Linked DNA regions of Homo sapiens: region 2 is linked to region 1. A link is a loop called in an ENCODE intact Hi-C map of the cell type or tissue named here. Cell type or tissue: sigmoid colon. All regions are shown on one strand.

What was found. Hi-C counts contacts between places; a loop is a spot of excess contacts. Peaks named below come from ENCODE experiments on the same cell type or tissue, not always from the same donor. Only the 100,000 strongest peaks of a DNase experiment are listed, where the experiment ranks them.
Region 2: it touches region 1 in a loop (3-fold over the local background); 4 of 110 quality-filtered maps call a loop at or near these places.

Annotation. Positions count from the first base shown.
Region 1 is chr20:39,983,150-39,991,149 of GRCh38, forward strand. No RefSeq gene overlaps it. Among named protein-coding and RNA genes, the nearest start is that of LINC01370, 17 kb to the right of the region's middle. RefSeq lists an enhancer at 2,641-3,344. In sigmoid colon, no CTCF peak of the experiment used is centred here; DNase peaks (open chromatin) are centred at 3,152 and 3,572; H3K27ac peaks cover 247 bases.
Region 2 is chr20:39,883,078-39,891,077 of GRCh38, forward strand. No RefSeq gene overlaps it. Among named protein-coding and RNA genes, the nearest start is that of LINC01370, 120 kb to the right of the region's middle. In sigmoid colon, a CTCF peak has its summit at 3,143 (motif pointing right); DNase peaks (open chromatin) are centred at 3,144 and 3,904.

The DNA of each region.
Region 1 (8,000 bases):
TGGGTAAAGTGATGTGATACAAAGATAGCATGCTTGGACATAAGACCCTACAATGCTGAGCCACCTGGAGGAATATGACTCTCCATTTCCATCCCCTCACACGGAATTCACAAGGAATACTGAAGAGTGTTAAGACTTCCACAGACCATTGAACCCATTAGGTGGGAAGAAGGGAGGTTGAGTCATGTTTAGCTTCCTCTCCAGTGGAACAGAGATCTGCAGCTGGCATCTGAATAGCATTCCTCTCATGTAAAGGGTGGAGGGAATGTGTCAACACCAACTGAACACCTAAGCCTTATCTCATGTAATTCTGACAACTGCACAAAGAAATTATTTGTTATCCGGATTATGCTTAAAAGGAAACTAAGTTTCAGAGACATTAAGGAGCATACTAAATTTCACTCAGTTGGTGAGTGATAAACAGTATTTTAAATCCAAGATTGCCTGACCCTGGCCCAATAATCTTTCGATTCCACCACAACTGCCAGAAACATCTATCCACACATCAGGTGTATCCACAGCTGTTTGGTTTGTTGTTGCTGAAATTTAAGTATAACACCTCCCTTAGCAACTGAAAAGGCCCTTAGCTACCTGCAATATTTAACAACTACTTTCTACATAAATAGCTTCTGAAGGTTTTATCTTACAGCATAGTGGGTTCATGACAGCTTTTATCTGAGATGATGAAACAACAAAAATGCCTGGACTATGACCTAGAGCCTGCCCGGGAGGTGGTTGGTCAGGTGTAGTCTCTTGGGAAGTGCTGGGGACACAGATGTTCCAGATGGTTGAGACATTTCTTTCACTAGAGCATGGAGTGTAGAATTAGCCAAAATACCCAACCTCTAGGAAGGAAATACAGATGTTCTAAAATTGTGGTATCCAACTCTTACTTTTCAGATTTCTAGGATTCAACAGAGGTTCCTGAGAGGCCATTGCAAATGTCAGGGGGAAAAGTAATTCAATTAACAACAACAACGATAACAACATAGCTTATAATTGAATATCACCAGGCAGTGTTCTAAGAATTTTGTGTAAATTAACACATTTAATCATGTTTTTATCCTTATGGGCTACATATAACATTATCAATAGCCTCATTTTACAGATGAGTAAACTAAGACAAAGAGGGGTTAAGGAAATTACTCAAGGTTTTGCAGTAAGTGGTCCAACTAGAATTTTTTCACAGGCAGTTTTGTTTCATTGACCATGCTCCTACTCACCATAACGTACTATTTTTCAGGCAGAGAAAGTGTTTATTTTTTTAATTGCACACACACACACATACACACAGACACACACTCACACACACACACGCACACACACACCTTACATCTTCATGGGATTAGTACATTGGACCAGCAGGACTCACAGGATGCAATACCAAAGCAACTTCATTTCCCCCGTAATTGCTCACTCAAACCTGTGCCATGGATCAGACCTTTCCCTAACCCTGGATGAACTCCTGGGCAGAAAAGACCACACAGCTTCCAGATTCCCTCTGAAATAACCAAAGAAACTCCAGGCATTTTAGTTGCCTAAAATAGTGTCTGTTCACTGATGAATATCCCGAGTCCAGTGTAATATTTGAAATTCTGAGTTTCACTCAAAGTTAAAGCCTGTCCCTTCACTTGAACCTGCAATAGGTTGGAAATCCACTGATGGGGAAAGAGGGACTTTGTCTTTTCTACTCTGTTGTCTCCTTCCATCCCCTACCACAGCCTGGTGTTGACTTCGAACCTCCTGGTTGAAGCCAGGAGAGAAAAGAGGTGGAGGCTTAAAAATACCTTAATTGATGAGCACCCATATACAGATCGTTTCATATTACATTGCAATTGTGAAGGTATTTCAAAATGTTGTTTACACTTATCAATGTTTTAAAATTATGAAAATAATGATAGTTATTAGGACTGATGCTAAATCTGGTTATTTAATGTTATAAAAATTTTGAAATATTTTGATAACTCTACTTAAAGAGGATTCCTTTGGCAATTCTATGGATTTAATTTATGTACTTAAAAACAGTAACCTAAGAAGGGGTCATCTATTGCCAAAGACTGCTGAGAGAGTTTATAGCATAAAAGCACCTTGGTTTTGGGGGTTTCTTCTCCACCATATAATGTCTCAACTGTTGTCCTATCTCCCTTCCAGACAACCTTCTTGGGTAAAGTCCCTTTAAGGTGATAAGGGCCAGTTCTCTTCCTCCTGCTCATATGGCTGACATCTCCATGGGAAACATGCACCTTTACCAGTGCTTGGCAGAAGTGCAGGTACTCTGTAACCCCAGCAGCCCCTACTCCATCCGCTGTTCAGGTCTGCTAGTTAACTGGTATGCCCTAGTAGGGCGAACTGGCTTTGCATGTTTGAAGTCCTCTTGTAACAATTGGTAAATAACTTCTGCTCTGAGCTCCCGTCAAATCCTCTGCCAATACCCTTGCCTCCTCAGCCTCTTCCCAGGACCTCCAGACCTCCCACTATTCAGGAACCTAAAAGAAAATACTTGGCAAAGCCAGACCCTGCAAGAGCTGACTCCAAATGCACAAATGATTTCAGTTCTCATTTGTCAGTGCTCGGGCCTCACTAGTTGTTGGAACCCTGTGAAACATCCGCACTATTCATTACATCCAAAGGAAGCAATCTAACTCCCTAATTGGGTTTTTCCAGCCTCTCTCACTAGACTTGAGGCAAGGGGACCACATCCCCTACCCACCCCTTCTTGGAATGGCAGTAGGAAAAATACTCCAACACATTTTCCCAAAGAAATTCTCTCTTTAATCTAGCACCTCAATCTTTTTATACCTTTCATGTGGCTTTTGAACCTTATATATTGAGGGTCCGTATTAAATGTTCATTCACTGAAATTACTGCTGACAATCAATCCCTACACACCACACACACACACACACACCACACACACACACACACCTAAATGTGCTTGGCTATAAGAATTTCCCATGCAGCAGACTATTGAACTACAGATTTTTCAGCATTGGCATTTGGAAAAGGCTCAAACCTGAAGGCAGAGAAAACTAATAGCCTAAGGCCTCCAATCTAAAGATAGATTCTACTAATCCTAGGCTGGCTGCCTTGTACAGCTTTGCAATGTCTCCTCCACATGTGAGCCTGGCCCGCTTGCCTCTCCTGTTTCTACATTCTCAGTTCCTTGGCTGGCTCCCCCAGGGATAACTCTCAGTGCCTGCCTGATCTGTGTTACAAAGCAGACATGAATAGCCAGGCCAGAGAGCCATGTACTAATTTCCTGGGTGGCCAATCCCTCTCTCTCATATCCTAGTGCCATTTTAAGGGAAAAGAAATGTAGGACATGGAATAAACAGAGGGAAACCTGCTTGATTTGTTGTTAATGTGTCAGTGTTTTGTTTTGTGGGTTTAACTTGTAGAAGGCAGGTCTTTGTCTTGTTACTCTCTGGCATTTAACAGGGCCTGCCTTCAGTGACTCAGCCGGGTTTCCTTAGACAGAAAACAGCCACTTAGTGCCTTTTACACCACCAAGAAAATGAGATTATTCCTTGAGGAGATCAGCAGCTCTCGGCTGCTGTCGAAAGGGCGCTTTGCCTGTTTGTTTGGCTGAAAGGCACCACGCAGCCCAGGCTTGTTTAAAATTAGCTTCCTCATAAATCACTTGCACAATGAAGTGTCTGCCTCTGCCCTCTGACATATTTGTGTCTCTGTTTATTTTTAATGATGACATGGCTTTTTCTGTTTCCATTTGGCTCTTTACTCTCCACACTCCCAAGCACTAACTTCTGTGGCAAAAGTACAAAATCTAAGAAACTGCAGGGAAGAAAGAGTTCCTTTTCTACCAGCACATAAATGTAGTGGGGAAACTGAGTTAGCCTTGGGGGTATTTCTGGAGGAAATTGCCTCCTTTCTAACTTTGTCAGATTATAATATCCTGAAATTGTACTTTTTGAAAGAGTAAGAGGGTGATGGCAATATTCTGTAACTTGATAGGGGTCTGTGTTACACACGTGTATGTGTTTGCAAAACTCAATAAATGTATATGTACCTTACATGTAAGTTTTTACATAAAGAAAAAAGTAAACTAATAATGAACTCTAATAATATTTATACAGAACTATTTAAGAAGAAGTATACTAGTTTTCTCAATTTACTTTGAAATGCATCCAAAACTGTGATAAATTAATTGATGGATAGATGGACAGACGTGATAAAACAAGTAGAAAAAAAATGTTAAAGGCAAAATATAGATGGTAGGTACAAGTCTGTTCCCTGCAAAATTACTTCAACTTTGCTGCAAGTTTGAATATTTTTACAATAAATTATTAGAATAAATGCTCTCTTGGTGACCCACACTGAATCCTTGGAAACATCAGAGAGCCACAGCTTCTAAAATCCTGTATTCCACCCAAATTTTATTTTTAAAAATCTATATTTATATAGAGTTAAATTGCAATAATTTATGACAACAAGGAAAACAGTATCCTTGACCCAGTAAAAAGTACAAAATACAGAATATTCTAAGAGAGAGGGAAATTTTATTAGTTAGACACATAAGAACCTTCTTCAATTTAAATGGCATGTAACTAGAAGTTCTTAATGCAGCTCTCTAATCCAATATATAAAACACAAATGAAGAACAGTAAAGGGCATACAATGACCAAAACCCACATAGGATGAATTCAAATGGGCCTGGGGTGAGAAAGTCCAACCTTAGTGAACCCACAGTTACTGTTGAAACAAACAAACAAACAAACGAATACCCAGAAAAGTCTGAAACAAGGAAAAAAACTGGAGAATTCTTCTATGAATGCTACCTTTTTGAGGCAAGGTCTTTTCTTTCTTTCTTTCTTTCTTTTTTTTTTTTTTTCTGAGACAGAGTGTCACTCAGTCTCCCAAGCTGGAGTGCAGTGGCTCGATCTCGGCTCACTACAACCTCCGCCTCCCGGGTTCAAGTGATTCTCCTGCCTCAGCCTCCCGAGTAGCTGAGACTACAGGCGTCCGTCACCATGCCTGGCTAATTTTTGTATTTTTAGTAAAGACAGGGTTTCACCATATTGGCCAGGCTGGTCTCGAACTCCTGACCTTGTGATCCACCCGCCTCAGCCTCGCAAAGTGCTGGGATTACAGGTGTGAGCCATAGCACCCAGCTGGTGAGACAAAGTATTTTTATTTTCTTATTACAACTTTTGGAGACTTTGACTTCCAGAAAACAACCAGATAATTAGAAAAGAAGAGCTCTTAGCACATATTGCCATGGTACACTGAAAAATTACACTGCTTTGGCAAGAATGTGGACAGGAAAACTCATGGTAACAGTATATTGCAGAGGTAGTAGTTTGTTGTGCATTTCTTTTCTTCAGAATGGCAGTTGGAGTTGAAAAAGCCACCTCTGCAGCAGAGCTCAATAATATGAAAGTTGATTATTTTCCAATATGATATTGGAAGTTGTTCTAGTTATTGTACAATTAACCTGTCTTCTGGGGAAGGGAAATATACTCCTCCCGTGGAAGAGAGTAAGGAAATGAACAATAAGCTAATAAACCTTAATATCTAAATGAGTTTCTTTTCACAAATGAAGACCATGTACCCTTATTGACAAACACCAGCTCTTGATAAATGTCCAGTTTACTCATTCATGGATGAGTAAACTGAAAAATATTTTAAAATATATTTAATTGGCTATAAAATACACCTACAAAGTAATCTTCAAAGACAAGTCTTAAAAATGACATAAGAAAAAGTAAAAGGATCAGACAAAACTCCAAATCATGCAAAAACAGTCTGCATTTGAGGTGGTAAATAAAGAATTAACACTACTTGAACTTAAGATGTGAACATAAAGTACAATTTGAAAAGTTCTCAAAAAACATTGATGAGAAAGACAAAGGGAGGGAGAGAAACAGGATACAAACCATAGACTTGAATGTATTCCGCAGGAAGTACCCAAACTGAAAGGAAACAACAAAAATAAATAAATAAATAAAGTCAGAGAAAAGGTCTGAGAGCACATTGCCAAGGAGTCAATAGCATTTCAGGGAAGTTAGTGAAGAGGAGCCAAGTGTGGTTCCCTGCACAGCAGCCATGCAAAATGAGTTCAAAGGTTAAGAAAATGAGGATTGGAAAGTTTTGTTAGCTTGACCAAAGCCTAGATCTAGAATGGGATCTCAGGAATTTTATTATCAGAATCATAAATCAGAAATATCAAGTCTGTAATATTATTTGAAAATGCTGAAGTGCCACAAGTGACCATTTTGAGACTGAACTCCTCAAAGTTGTCACCTCTCTCTGAAACTCATTGTGCTTTAATATTCTTGCCCCATTGCCAGGGAACAACTAAATAACTTCCTTTGCTTTATTTCATTCATCCATTTCTCCTTACAAGCAGCATTAATGTTGTGCTGCCTTATTGGACACTTTAACATAGATCCCTGTCCAAAAAAAGCACAAATTTCAGTAGTGTAGGTAAACAACTTCAACATAACATATGGAGTACAGAGGGAGAGAGAGAAAAAACATGAGAGTCTGCAAGAAATTATCATTTGTGTTTTATAGTATTTTTTCTCTTATAGTTTACCCACATATTTATCATTTTCATAGTTCTTTTTGCTTCTTACATGTCTTACCTTTCATCCGGGAATATTTTATAATTCCCATTGGTAGCATCTGCTAGTGTTAAACTGTCTTTGTTGATTTTGATGATAAAATGACTTTATTTTACTTTTATTCTTGAAAGTTATTTATCTGGGCATTAAACTACAGGACGGGAGTTTTTTGTTGTTGTTTTCCTTTTTTTTTTTTAGCACATTGTATCTATTTTTTGTTTCCATTGTAATTGAGAAGTCAACTGTCAGTAAATGCTATTTGTTTGAAAGTAATCTCTCCTCTTTTCTCTGCCTCCTCTTAAAATTTTTCTCTTTGTACTGGGTTCTCTTTAGAATCACTATGATATGCCTGAAAGATTTTTTAATATCATTTGATATTTTTGGGTTTTCTGAATGTGTGAATTAGTGTCTTTCATCAGCTATGAAATCTTTTACACCCTTACCTCTTCAAACATTACGTCTGCTTCACTTTCTCTCTTCTTTTGCTTTCGGTGTTTTTATTTCTTATATGTTAGAATCTCTATATGTCTCCGCCATATTTGTACTGTTCAATATATTAGTCCCTAGCCACATGGGGGTATATAAAGTTAAACTTAACTAAGTAAAATTAAATAAAATTTAACAGTCAGTTTTTCAATCTCAATAGCCACATATCAAGTACCCAACAGCTGCATGTGTATAGTGGCTACTGAATTGGACAGCACAGATACAGAATGTTTTTATTATTGCAGAAATTTCTATTGCACTGATCTATATCTGTTAGGTGTTCTGGTATATTTTCAATCTTTCGTTTATTCTTCATTTCTGATTTTTCTTAGATTTTTGACCAATCTTTTTGTTCAATAGTTCTCTATCAACTCTTCCTAATTTGCTGTTAATTTGATCTTTTTAGTTATTTTACTTTAATTCTAGAATGTATATTTTGTTAATTTTTTAATCTATGATATCACATTTTATGGTTGCTGGTTCCCTGCCAACATTTTAAATCTTGACTTTCATCTCATTGTATATAGTGAGCACAGTTGTTACATAGTCTGCCTGGTAATTCTATTTTTTGGACTTCATTGTGTTTGCTCCTATACTGTATTATTTTTGCTGTTTTTTTTTTTCTTATGGTATTTCAACTCTTCATGTATTCAGTTATTTCTGAGTATGTGCTGGACATTGTTTCTAAAAACTAACTTTCAGTAATAAATTCAAGACTTGATTAAAGTTGTCTTCCACCAACAAATATATTCATTGCTTTTGCCAGAATCCTGGGCACACTATTTTTGACCATTTAATACAGGTTCATGCTTTAGGTTTTCTGTAGAGTAGAATGATGCAAAACTGTCATCTTAACTACCAGACTTCAACCCTTAAAGTTTCAGTCCAAAGTGTTAGTGTCCTCTCAAGATCCTCCTCCCAAATGTACAG
Region 2 (8,000 bases), 100 kb before region 1:
TTTTGAGCTTGACCTTAGAGCAGTTGGTCAAGTTGGAGATATATTTTTAATGTAAATATTTCTGGTAACATGAGCTTGGGATTTATGCCAGCAAAGCTTCTGAGGGGCCTTTTCTCACCCTGTGCTCTGTGCATAAGTTTCTCCTTCTTAGACACTTTTCCTCTGTTTAGGAACAAACTTTGTTTTATGATCCCTAAAGCAGTTAGCAAACTGATGACTTTTCTAAAGCTGAGGATGAAAGACCATATAACAGGTTGCAGAGATTAAGTTGAGGTCCTTAAGAAACAGCTTCTGGTCTAGATTTGACACATTTGCAGACACTTGGTTCTAAACTATTGTTAAGCATTAGAAAAGCCTTGCTCGCTTATGCACAATACATTCTAAAATGGACTTGAGGTAGCTAAAACATATAACATTAAGAAAGAGCGTTAGAAATATACAAACAATCAGAACCTTTGGAGAATTAATTATGCTAAATTTAAGACTAATGGAGTTATTACATTTGGGTAATGCTTTTGAGCTTCCTGGTGGCCAGAGTTAAAAGAAAAGTCTAACAAAAAGAGGAAATAGAATGATTTTTAGGGAGAAATAATATATTATTTTTCATTTTATGTATCTTGCCACAGATACAGTTGAAAAGAAATATATTACATAAAACCTTCTAATGGGGGCACTAATAGGTACAATGGAAAACGCCCTCTGCAGCAACGTTAAAACTAAGACAAAATTGGTTTTTAAATGTTTGTTTGATAAATCAACTTTGATGTTTAATAAAGAACTAGGGTACATAGAAATTATTCAAAAATTAGTTGTTGAATGAATGATTAAAAAGATTTAAAAGTGTTCATTTTATTTAATGACCCGATAACTTCTGATGGAATTAACCAGACACTATTTCCTGGAGTGATGGTAATGAAAACCAAATTGGAGTAAAGTTCTTGGAAATGGATGTAGTGATGCAGACACCTTTTTGAGAATGCTGCTGTTAAAAAAACACAGAAAAATAGAGGAAAGTAAAATCAAAGATTTTTTTTTTTAAGAAAAGAGAGATTTGAGCAGATGATATTCTGGGAGGATCCACTGTAGAAAGAGTGCAAAGTTAGGGATGAAACAAAGTTGAATGGCATCTAGAGCACAGGTGGGTGGAGGAACTGGCCTCAGACAGAAATATGGAACCTCTTAGAGTTGCTTTTGATCTGGGTTTGGTAGCATTACCTGCATTGTATTTCCACCAATGTGAACAATTTTATGATTTTTTAAATGAGTTATACTGAACTTTGCTTTCAGATGCCGTTAGGGAAACTGTGGGAAAAGCAGCTAATATTCTCTCTCCACCCTCCTTCAAATGGGGCCATTTTCTATTCCCTTTTAATAGTTGAATGATTTATAATAAGGGAAACTGTGGGAAAAGCAGCTAATATTCTCTCTCCACCCTCCTTCAAATGGGGCCATTTTCTATCCCTTTTAATAGTTGAATGATTTATAATAAGCATATATTACTTTTTAAGTAAAAATAAGTCATAATAACATTGCCAAAAAAATTTCTTCAAATGATATGTTCCCCTTTGAACATAGGTTTGTGTATTCTCTCATTTGTTTGAGAAAGGCCAATGACCTCAGATAATCCTTGAAGTTAGCACTGATTTTCTGCTTAAAGATGGCATTGTTTTGAATTGTCTAACAATGGGTAATCTAAATATTATTTATTTTATGTTTTTGGATATAAGTTTTAGGAGAATTAAAATACATGAAAACTATGATTGAATATAGGAAGACAAGTTGTATAGTATTTATAGGAGAAAATTCCAGCAATAGTCTCAATTGTTTGAGACTTCTCACTTTGTGATAAAAATTGCTCCTGTCATCACTGTCACTGATCTTATAGACAATAATTTTATTTTCATTTTTAGAGACAGGGTCTTGCTCTATTACCCAGGCTTGAGTGCAGTGGCATAAGCATAGCTCACTGCAACCTCGAACTCCTGGGCTCCAGCAGTCCTCTTGCCTCAGCCTCCCAAGTAGCTAGAACTATAGACACATGCCACTATGCCTGGATAATTTTTTTTGTAGAGACAGGGTCTCGCTATGTTGTTCAGGCTGGTCTTGAAATCCTGGGTTCAAGCAATCCTCTCACCTCAGCCTCCCAAATTGCTGGGAATACATGCATAAACCACAGTGCCCAGCCAGGGTCTTTAGATTAGGAGATTTATATTATTTCAAACAGCAAAAATACGCTTGACTACAGACAAAACTGAATTTTAATTAAATCCAAAATGGATCATTGAAAATTTGTTTATTTTTTCTGTACACACACACATACATACATGTCAACACAGGGGCATAATTTATCTTCCAATTGTGCTACTTTTTACAAAAATAGTAAGAACCAAATGTTTAAGAGTGATTTATATTTTCAGTACTGATCTGTATGTTTTGTTCCATGAAAACTATGAAAAATTTTGCAGTTTCAAATCTCAAACTTTTCTGAGTAATGGGTATAGTGAAATTCTTCCATGGTCATGTTAAATGTTTGGGCAAAAGCAGAACATGCTTGAAGGGATCATGCTGTATAAATGTTCTTCTTTCTTTAGATGCTGCAGTAAGCCTATCTCTGCTTCTCAGCTAGTTTTAGAAGTGGCATTCTTACCATCCTCAGAACAATACTCAGATAGGTAAGTGGAGGAAGCTGCCTACAGCAAGCAAGAGTTTTAGTTGACCTTACAGAAGAAGAGTACTGCTGGTCTCCCATCCCTTCCCTGTTTGTCTAAGACTCTGAAATTAAAGGCTGATAGAGTGTGTTTCTTGTTGGATGCACGGCGAAGTTCATCATGTTTAGCCTACCTGCCACTGGGCAACCTAAAACCAGGTATCAGAAGAAAATAAATAATAATCCTGGCGGAGAAAAGTGAAGAGAGGAAACTAGTGAGAAAGTTGTGTGCACAGGTGTGCCTATGTACTTGTGCATGTGAATACCAGTGGGTTGTTTGTTGCAGACAAATGTCAGTTTAATAGGCACATGGCAGAAATTCCTACCACATGAGTTCTCTTTCAGTTTGCTATGGAAGACACAAAAACCCGTGAGCCCATCTTACTGGAATGCAAACGCCCTGAGAGCCTGGCACGTAATAGCTGCTCAGCAGGGGGCAGTGTGACACAGTCATTAAGAACTTGAAGATGCTGCTCCCTCTGGGCCTCCTCTTCCTCATCTGTAACATGGGAGAATCAGTCTTTTCATACAGAGTCCTGTACCGTTTAAATTAGATAATAGATTCCTAACCATGGGACAGAGTAAATATTCAACAAATAGTAACTTTTGTCATTTCTACTTTTTAAATTCCCGTTACAAAATATCTCCCTCCAAGTTAGAATGCTCATTCAAATTTCATAACTGTGTATCTTTGTCTGGGAGGTCAGGGAACGCCTCCAACTCAAAATATCTAAAAACTAACTCATGGCCACCCTGACCTCCCTGCCTGGTGTTTGTTCAGAGATCCCTGTTTCAGAGAACAACATCCAGTTGTTTTATAAACGGTTTGTCATCCTTAACACCTCCCTCTCCCCTACTCCTGCCATGCTAATGTGAGTTCTTTTGATTTAATCACTTAACTCCCTCTTGGAACTCCCCATTTCTTCCCATTGCCCCATCACCTCCACAGTGTAAGCAGCCCGTCTCTACCATTGAAGACTGCAGTGCAGTCCTAACTGGCCTGTTCCTCACATCCTCTCTTGCCCTCCTCCAATCTGTTTCCACATGGCAGAAAGACCACTCGTGCAGGAACAGAAATCTGGCCCTGCTGCCTCTGCTTCAAAACCTGCATCACTTCCCCGGATTCTTAAAATGAAGACCAACATACTTCCACAATCACTCCAGCTTCAGCTGGAGTCAAGCCCCTCCTCCCCCTCCTTTCTTCTCTGGACTCCACTCACACCAGATTTGTTTCAGTTCCTCAAAAGAGCATGGATTCCCCTGGTCACAGGACCTCAGTGCCAGCTGGGCTTCCATTCCCTGTCACACCCTTGAATCTGGCTAACCCTATGTACCCCTCAGTTTTGTTGCTTCTTCAGAAAAACCTTTCTGAGTAGAACCATCTCCCTTTTAATATGTCCTCACAGTACTTGTACCTCTCTCTCTCTTTTTTTTCTTTTTCTTTTCCTTATTAAATTTTATTTTAAGTTGTGGGGTACATGTGAAGGGTGTGCAGGTTTGTTACATAAGTAAGTGTGTGACATGGTGATTTGCTGCACCTATCAACCTACCACCTAGTTATTAAGCCCAGCATGCATGAGTGTACCTCTCTTTTAGAAGTGTTTATCACTGTTAATATGTAACATATATTTTGGTAGTTATTTGATTCATATATGTTTCCCCATCAAGGTATAAGCTTCATAGGGCCAGAGGTGAGAGGTGGGGACAGAACTCATAGTTGTTCACCTTTGGATCAACATTTTCCAGTGTAATAATAGATGCTCAATGTGTGTGTATTTGTGTGTGTGTGTGTGTGTGTGTGTGTATGTGTAAGGATAACAGCTCTCTTTTGTACCCCAGGACTCACCCAAGGTTTTCTTACTTTTTGTTTGTTTTGTTCTGTTTTTTCGAGATGGGATATCACTCTGTCACCCTGCCTGGAGTGCAGTGGTGTGATCTCGGCTCACTGCAACCTCTACCTCCCAGGCTCAAGCTATCCTTCACCTCAACCTCCTTAGTAGCTGCGACTATAGGTGTGCGCCACCTCTCCTGGCTGATACGTTTGTATTTTGGGGAAAGATGGGTTTTGCCATGTTGCCAAGGCTGGTCTCAAACTCCTGAGTTCCAGTGATCTGCCTGCCTTGGCCTCCCCAAGTGCTGGGATTACAAGCATGAGCCACAGCACCTGGCCTTCATCAAAGGCTTTAATTCACTGACTCCCTCCATCTGTAGTTTAGCTATGTAAAACCCTGTGAAATCAAGGATTTCAATATGTATGTAATGACAATGTAAAGCCAAATGATAATTGGAAGAAACTATTCTCTGACTTTGTTTTGGGGTCCTTTTGTTCAGCAAAGGCCTTTAGCACATGCTGTCTAGGGCCCAACTTCTCTCTATTTCAAACTGAATTCAGACTCCATACCACCTAAAAATCATAGACTCCTGGAGTGGAAAATCAGAGGTAGGAAATAATTAGTGAGAGAAACTGTATTAGTCAATAACTTTCTCTCTCTCTGTGACTGAAGTAGGAAACAGACCTGAGGCTTCCTTTAAACCAAGTATCAGGTGCTGAGTTCCAGCAAGGACCAGAAACCAGGTAGAAACCCCAAGTCAGAAAATAACTCAAAGAAGGCATTTATATACTTTCTGAGACAGTGGTATAGGGTGCACAAGAGAGGGAGAAAAGCTGATAATTTAGAGGGCTTTGATTCAAAGGGTTGCTTAAGAGTATTATGTAAGCGTCAACCCAGCTGCCTAGGTGGCAGGCTGAAGGTCGTTTCTGGAAAGTTTTACAAACTTTGGGAATGAATTCCTCTTGATACTGATAAGGAACAACACTCCCTAAAGTGAATGTGCAAAAAGATCACCTGGGATATTGCTAATATTCACTTTCTGATTTGGTGGGCCTGAGGTAAGTCTAGTGATGCTGTCATTCTAATAAGTTAACAGGTGATGTCAATGCTGCTGGTTTGAGTGGCAGGTATGTAGTACCCTTCTGCTCATCACTTGTAGTACCCAAGTACTCATCCAGGACAATGATTCCAGGGCTGATATAAACCATGGCCCAGGTTGGCAAGTTTGCTTTCATCCCTCCTAAGTGCTCTGCCACTGGGGTCCCATGTCTGCTCCCATGGTCTGTAAATGCAAATCATTTTCAATTATCAGAAAAGCAAAGTGGATCACCATCAGCCTGAAATATACTCAGGTTAGGTAAAGATCTCTTGATAGATTCTTGTGTCCAGGACTGTGGGTTACACCTATAATTGAGGCAGTGCTTAGCACCCTTTGATACCTACTGACAGGCTGAGGCAAAAGTGATTGAAAGAGATGGGGTGAGGATGGAAGCTGCATAGTAAAGTCAGGTACTCAGTATTAATACCTAATGAGTACTCTGTTATCCACGTGTGCTATTTCATTTAAGTATCATAGCAGTTTAATGAGAAAGGAACTTTCCATTTCACTCCCATTTTATGGTTATGGAAACCAAGGCCTGAAGAGATTAAGAACCCTGCCCTAATTTGTGCCGCTGGCAGTTGAGGGAGCCCAGATTCTGATCCATAAAGGCTCATTTGAAGTCTGTTGTTCTTACCTGGCTGCACATTAGAATTCCCTGAGGAGCTTTCGGAAAATATCCATTTCTGAACCCTCAAGAATTCCTATTTCACTGCTATTTTAAAAAAACCAGTCCAATGAATTTAACATATATCTGAGTTGAGTACAATTTCCTAGGCTCTGACTCTTAATTACCAGAATTTATACCCTCCAGAGACTAAGTTAGACATTAAAACAAAGAAAAAAAATAGGAATGCTTGGTGGGGTATTTTGCGGAGGCTGAATTTTAGAGCTACCCAATGCAATAAGACTAAGCCATCGCCCACTGACCACTAATCTTACAATAGCAGGACAATGTCCAGATTCTATTTGCTGGGATTCTACGTGATAATAGCTATGTATACCATATGTCAGGTGACACGGTTCTAAACACTTTACATACACTGCCTCCTATAATCTTTCAAAAATACACCGAAATAGATATCACTAACATTCCCCATTGTACAGATGAGAAGACTGAGATTCTGAAAGGTTAAATGCCTTGCCTTATTACAGGTGGTGTTAGGATTCAAACTCAAGTACTTTGGCTCTAGTCCATGGGATAAACAACTTTGCCCACTGTCTGTCACTTTATGGGCCACGCTTGTTTCTCACCAGCTCCGATGATGTAGATCTTCACCACCATATGTGAAGTGAGAACAAAAAAGGGCTGAAAGAGATTAATTTTACTGAAAAATGCAGTCGATATTAGAGAATGAGGCTCAGTGCGTAAATGTTTAGGAAACACTAATTTCCATTTAAAATCAGGAGCCAGTTTTTATCTGGCAAAGCCCTTCAGCAAAGAAAAAGTTACTCTGGGCAGGAATGAGTCCCTTCATCGCTGATACGTCAGATATTTCCTGGATACCTACATGGCAGGGATGTTGTTGCAGGGGGTTGGAGATGGAATGGGGTGGGTGGCCTGCATGCTGTCTGAGGTCTCCCTTAGGCATGAGTTGCTGTGATCCTGTGATCTGACTTAAGTCCTCCAACACTCAATCAGTAAGCGAGGGCTTGATCATTTACAGTTACACAGTGAGATGTTTCCAGGAATGATTTCCCTGTAGCATTTTAATAAGTACTCTATAAATAATAATTTATTGAAGTTGCCTACTATATAAGAAAAAGAATATATTAAAGAAGCCGAGCTAATTGAAGCTGGCAGTTAAGTTCCCTGAATCGAAACCAATCGGTTTATCTACATGACTCTAAAGATTTGGGATGAAAATTGCTCATTATAGTCTAACATCCTGATACCCAAAGATCCAGTTGTTTCACAATATATTGACATGGCCTTCCAGGAAACCTATGTGCAATATTGAGCTTAAAATGTTCCGATACAATTAAAAATAAATTGGATCAGAAAGAGCCTTTACTCTTCTTTAGTTGGGAGATGAAGGGATTTGAAAGATACTGAAAGCTGTGCGACCCCAGTCAGCAAGATTGCTGGTTCTAACTTGGATGACCACACAGCTTAAGTTGCCAGTGACTGTCCAGTTTATACCTTTGGTCCCAGGATAATGTTTAACAGGGCATCCATTCCCTCCCCAAGTATCTTGGTTTGAACAATCATTGCATAATCACTATGATCATCCTGGTTAACCCACAGTGAGAGAGATTGGAGAGGGCACAATCTAATGAGGTAAAAACAGGCCCTGAGGAAGACCAAGCTTCAGGTGGTAAGAGAGAATACAAACCAAGAGGCAGAATTGGGGTCCAAGGA